Regions from separate parts of the Mus musculus genome. Here region 2 is linked to region 1. The links are chromatin contacts, found by POLR2A ChIA-PET in ENCODE. All regions are on one chromosome and are shown on one strand. Each heading gives the region's core, a stretch centred on a gene start or an enhancer-like site at or near the end of the contact. The rest is flanking DNA. Distances are from core to core; before and after follow the strand shown.

Region 1 (2,913 bases), core at 89-2,588:
CCCTCCCTTCCAGTTCCTTCTCTAACCCCCTCCCCAACTTTTTGTTTGCATGGTTGTTATTTTGTTTTTTGGTTTTTTTTTTAACAGAGTTTCATGTTGGCCTCAAACTCACATCAATCCTTCTGCTGCAGCCTCCGGAATATTTTTTATGTGTGTAGCATGCGTTCGAATGTATGTAGGTGCATATATGTGCACGTCTGTATGTGTATGGGTCCTTACTTTTACATTTTTATCATTTTAAATGTTTATTTCTGTGTCTCCGTGGGTACCTGCACACGAATGCCTGCGGCAATGGCTATGCCTGAAGCTAGAGTTTCAGGGGGTTGTGGGCCACCTGCTAGCGTCTCAGGATCGAAGCTCTGCAAGAGCAGCAAGTGCTCTTAACCAGAGTCATCCCTCCAGCTCTGATCCTGAACTTTAGAATAGTTATTATTTTTTTAATCGTGTGTTGTGCGGATTTTAGTAAGAAAGGAAGGAAAAGAAGGGGGGAGCAGGAAAAGCAAGAAGAAGAGTTGCAGAACCGTGCTCCCTGCACTGCTGGAGAGTTTGAGGGGTAGAGACAAGCCCAAAGCCTGAGGCACGGTCACCAAACGTTTCTTCCTCCGTCCCAGACCTAGGATCGCGGTCCTGCACATCGCCTGGTGCCATGACAACGCGAGTACTCGCTCCTCCGAGCGGGTTGTGTGAGAAGCCTGGAACCTCAACAAGGCTCTGTGTAACTTGTCGGAAGGGCGGCTCTGGAGGAAACAGGTGGGGAGATGCTGCCCACCCCGCCCCGGGACGCCCCGGGACCCCAGCCGGCCTCTTCCAGGGGGCAGGAAAGTTGGGCCTGGCTGAGGTCAGGAGCTCCGGGGCCGCCTGACCTGCTGCGCGACTTCTGTCAGGCTCCCCGGCAGGACGTCCGACCGGAGCCCCACCTGGGATAACGGGTACTTCTAACCTAGAGCCTGTCCTCCGGGCGAGCGCTCCAAGAGTCCTTCTAGTACCGGGTTGCTAGGGGCGGTCCCAAGATTCCGCCTAATCCTGGTGACCGTCTGTCCTAGCGCTAGGTCCCGGAAGTGGGCAAAGCTAACGGTGGGGAGGGGCGGGGCAAGGGGCGGGGTAGGAGGCGGGGGAAGGAACGGCCTGATAAAGTGAAGCCGGGCCTCTCTCGCGAGATCTCGGAAGTGGCCGGAGCCCAGAGATGACTTCTTTGGAGCCGGAGAGAATCGTGACGTCAGGCCTCGCTCGCCGGGTCTAGGGCGTGCTAGACAAGGAACCACACGGCCGAGCCTGTCTCGCGAGATTTGGCTCAAGCTTCTTGCGCTTCTCTCGCGAGATCAGGTGGCTCTGGACCGGGCGGCCACTGCGCAGAGTGGAGGTCGTTGGAGTCACTCGTCTTCTTGTAGCTCCTGCCAGTAGCTCCGTGTCCCGCCCGCCCTAGCCATGCTGTCCGCTCTCGCCCGTCCTGCCGGCGCCGCTCTCCGCCGCAGCTTCAGCACTTCGGCCCAGGTACAAGGGGCTGCCTGCCTAGGAAGGAACTCCGGGGGCGGCACACGCGTCCCCGGAGCTCGGCGTTTCTTAACCATCCAAGGCTCACTCTGGACGTCTGGGCCGCCCGGCTCACATCCCGACCAACATGGAAGGGGGACAGAGTCAGTCCAGGTTTCCTCCATAGTCTGCGCTCCACGTAGGTGCAGAAGCCGAGGCTCGCGGTCCGGATGCGAGTTGCATTATATGCAACTTTGCATTGCTTCGACTTAACTGATTTTCTCCTTGAAGCCTCCATGGATGTGAGGCACCAGGAGAGAAATAACGCGGACGTTAACTTCGTAGTGCCGGGGGCTCCGAGGGTGGAGAACGGATCAGGGTCACAGTAGTTTGGGAGATTCGATTGAAATTAGCACAGTCAGTGGCCTTCCCGCCCAGGGATTGCTTGCTTTATGTCCGTTTATGTGGACCAGGCTGGCCTCGAACTCACGGAGTCCAGTCTCTGCCTCAGTACCGGCATTAAAGATGTGCATCAAGCATCGTTTTTCAGAGTGTGTGTGGTGTCATGTGCACATGATTGTACAGAGGCCAGAGAAGGACATCGGTGTCTTGGCCATCACACACTAGACCAGCGAGCGGTTCTCAACCTTGGGATCGAATGACCCTTTCACAGGGGTCCCGTAGCAAATGTTTACATTACGACTCATAACCGTAACAGAATTTCAGTTACGAAGTAGCAATTTTATTTTTAAAAGTAATTTTATGGTTGAAGGGTTCACCTCAACATGAGGAACTGTATTAAAGGGTTGCAGCATTAGGAAGCTTAAGAACCCCTGTTGTAGACTTTATTTATTTATTTATTTATTTATTTATGAGAGTGAGAAGGCCTTTGATGAACCTGCCAGGCAGGGGAACCGGGCTTTGAACTCAGGTCCTTATGCACTTACCCACTGAACCATCTCCTCCACTGGATCTCTTTTGAATTATTCTTGGAGGATCATCCTTGCTTTGGGTAGACTTGGCCTAGGACAGTTACAGCTAAGCTATTTATAGTCAATCTTCTCCTGGGCCAGGGCCTCTTTAACTAGTGCATGTCGGAATCAGTAAAGGAGACCCAGGATCGTGTCAAGAGGGCAGGGTCAGTATTTTTTACAAATCTCTAGCAAAATTGATACAACCAAGGCTTGAGAAACAATTACCATGCTCCGGAGGAGAACTGATCATTCCAGGGAAGTCTACATTTCTTACCATCTAGGTCAGGTCTTCCTGTTTCCCATTCAGTCCATTCATTGAAAAATAAAGATGCAAGGGGCTGGAGAGGTGCTCACAGTTAAAAGTGCTTGCTGATTTTGCAGAGACTAGAGTTTGGTTCCCAGGACCCAAGGCAGGTGACTCCAACCACCAGAGGGTCTGAAGCCTTCTTCTGCCCTCCGTGGGTACCTG
Region 2 (2,788 bases), core at 47-2,546, 130 kb after region 1:
TCCTGGTAAAAGCACGGCACACTCTTCCCAACCTAGCCTCGGCTCCAGCTCTCAATCTAGAACTCAGCCTCCAGCCTCTGAGAGTGCTAGGAATATCAGGTGTACCCCACTTCAGCAGGTGTGCCCCCACATGCACCCTGGTGGTCTTGATGTGCATGGAGTTTGTGGGTTGTTTTTGTTGTTTTTTTTTGTTTGTTTGTTTTGTGACAGGGTTTCTCTGTGTAGCCCTGTCCTGGAACTCGCTCTGTAGACCAGGCTGGCCTTGAACTCACAGATCTACCTGCTTCTGCTTCCCAAATGTTGAAACTAAAGGTGTGCACCACCACACCTGGCTCGATTTCATGTATGATAAGCAAACACTTTACCAATTTGATTGAGCTCCCTCCCAGGGCCTGTTATCCTTACCCAGCTTCATTTTGTCTTGAAACGTCTAAGAGGGGGATCCAGTCCGTGACCACGGCTTAGTCTCTGTCCAATGCCCTTATTCCCAGCACTTGGAAGGGAAAGGCATTCTGACTTCCAGACTAGAAATAAAACCTTGCGTTTTTTGTTTTGTTTTTTAAGTCAATGCACCACATATACCAATGATATGGCACCTCTAGCTTCTGCCCCCACAATAGGGTATATCATGGTGGGGCTCTGGACAACAGTTAGAATGATTAAAATTCAAAGACTGACTCAGAACAGGCTGGGCTTACCCAGCCGATAGTTGCCCAACTCTCGTTTCCTGACCGAGGGGCCAGGTTTCCACCCTTCTGCCCCCCTCCCTTACTTCACGCAGACTGAGAAGTCAGCACTGTGGAGGGACAGCAGTATTCCCAGCAGTTCTTTTGCAAGAAGAATCTTCAACTCTAGGGAACACTCCTTACACACACACACACACACACACACACTCTCTCTCTCTCTCTCTCTCTCTCTCTCTCTCTCTCTCTCTCCCACACCCACCCTTTTTGAGGCAGGGTTTCTGTGTGTAGCCCTGGCTGTTCTGGAACTCATCCTGTAGACCCAGGCTGGCCTCAAATTTAAGAGTGCTGGGATTAAAGGCAATCTTTGCCACCACTGCCTGGCTGGCTGGCAAAACCCCTTCTAACTGATATGGGGAAAGTACTTTTGGAAAGCACTATTGCTCCTGTGGAATCCAAAGTTCCCACACTAACTAAAGCACTAACAACCAAGGCACAGCTTGGGGGAGGGGGATCCCCCAGCAAGCAAGGGCTACTCATACATACCACACAGCACCCGTCAAACATTCTCTAGTGATTGGCTGAGGAGGGGGCAAGAAGCTCAGCAGTAGAGTGACACACCCCCTCCCGGGAACTCAGAGCCACACCCATCTCTGCCTCAAGTGCTGGGCTTATGGTGTGCCACTGCCCAGCTGGTAGAGTGGTTCTTAGGAGCACTAGATCCTGTCCTGAGACCTGCCAAACCAACCCACACCTAAGAAAACTCAGCAACCATCGCGATCCCCTTGTGCAAACCCAGCTCTATGTGAGATTAAAGAAATGTCTAGGGCTGGAGAGACGGCTCAGTGGTTAAGAGCACAGACTGCTCTTCTGAAGGTCCAGAGTTCAAATTCCAGCAACCATATGGTGGCTCACAACCATCTGTAATGAGATCTGATGTCCCTCTTCTAGGGTTTCTGAAGACAGCTACAGTGTACTTACATATAATAAATAAATCTTAAAAAAAAAAAAAAAAAGAAAAAAGTCTAAGGGGACCCAGTCATATCCATTATGGTGGGAAAGAACGGAAGTGGTGAGACTCCCTTGATGCAGACTCACAATGTCTCAGGGTTGCCTGCTCAGAGGTCCCTTGTGAGCACGGACAGCTACACTGTTCCCCATCTTGTTTTTGGAGGTAGGACAACTACAGACCAGCAGACCTACCTCACCTGGTGAAGCAAGCAGAAGTCAACCATCCTATCTACAGGTCCAAGGGAAGAAGCCCGGTGCTTTTTTTGCTGGGTGCTGGCAATATCCAGACCTGTAGTTTGGGCCTTGACAATGTAGGCAATGGGCTCTGCTAGGTGGACCAGGGTGGAGGCCAGGCAAAATCTTTAGCTATTAGCCTGGGTGCAGTGACCACCTTTAATCTCAAGAATTGGGAGGCGGAGGCAGAAGAATTTAAGAGTTTGAGGCCAGCCTGGGCTACATAACCCTCTCACATACAAACGCAGAAATCTGCCTGTCTTTACTTGAGATTAAAGTCAGTGCACACTCACACCCAGCTGTTTGGTTTTGTTGTCGAGTCAGGGCCTCTCTAACTCAGCGTTTTTCAATCTGTGGTCAGGACCCCTTCAGGTTGCATAACCATAGCAAAGCCAGTTATGAAGTGCCAATGAAAATAGTGTTTATGTCACAGCATGAGGAAATGAAAGGGTCACAGCATAAGGAAAGCTTAGAACTGCTGTCCTAAGCCCAGTTGGCTTTTCCCTGCCCATAGATACCCAGTTGATCACAAGAGGCCAAATTTGTGGCTCTTCAGATCTAACTGTAGGCTGCCATGGCAGAGCTAGGAAAACGACAGCGGCAGGCCCACCAGGCAAGTTGTCTGTCAGACCTCGGCTGAATTCAGATTCATCTGGTTATTGAATGTCAACTCCCAGAAATAGAGACTGCTGTTAGCGGGGTTAGTTTTCGGCGGAGGCCGTTCCCCCAAGCTTGACTGAGGCCCAGACTGCCGTTCTTGGCCACCCGATCACCCTGTGAGTCAACAGCAGGTTCAGCTGACCAGTGTCAAGGCCAACACATGTGGTAATCACGCATAAATAGAGTGAGGAGAGAGCAGT

What was found. ChIA-PET counts read pairs that join two places held with the same protein, here RNA polymerase II (POLR2A).
Region 2: POLR2A ChIA-PET joins it to region 1 with 10 read pairs in embryonic stem cell. The contact joins the enhancer-like site here to the promoter of Mdh2 in region 1. POLR2A ChIA-PET finds 5 or more read pairs at or near these places in 4 of 5 experiments (Patski and embryonic stem cell).

Annotation. Positions count from the first base shown.
Region 1 is chr5:135,777,311-135,780,223 of GRCm38, forward strand. It overlaps Mdh2 (malate dehydrogenase 2, NAD (mitochondrial)), which reads left to right and starts at 1,339. Exons shown (of 9, transcript NM_008617.2): 1 at 1,339-1,491. The coding sequence starts at 1,426. Styxl1 (serine/threonine/tyrosine interacting-like 1) reads right to left here and starts at 1,075. Exons shown (of 9, transcript NM_029659.4): 1 at 941-1,075. Gm30205 (a long non-coding RNA gene) reads left to right here. Exons shown (of 5, transcript XR_003955810.1): 5 at 612-674.
Region 2 is chr5:135,904,755-135,907,542 of GRCm38, forward strand. No RefSeq gene overlaps it. Among named protein-coding and RNA genes, the nearest start is that of Hspb1, 18 kb to the left of the region's middle. Within about 2 kb of position 1,297, at least 1 of the 3 ENCODE cell types and tissues checked has a DNase peak (open chromatin) inside an H3K27ac peak, as active enhancers do.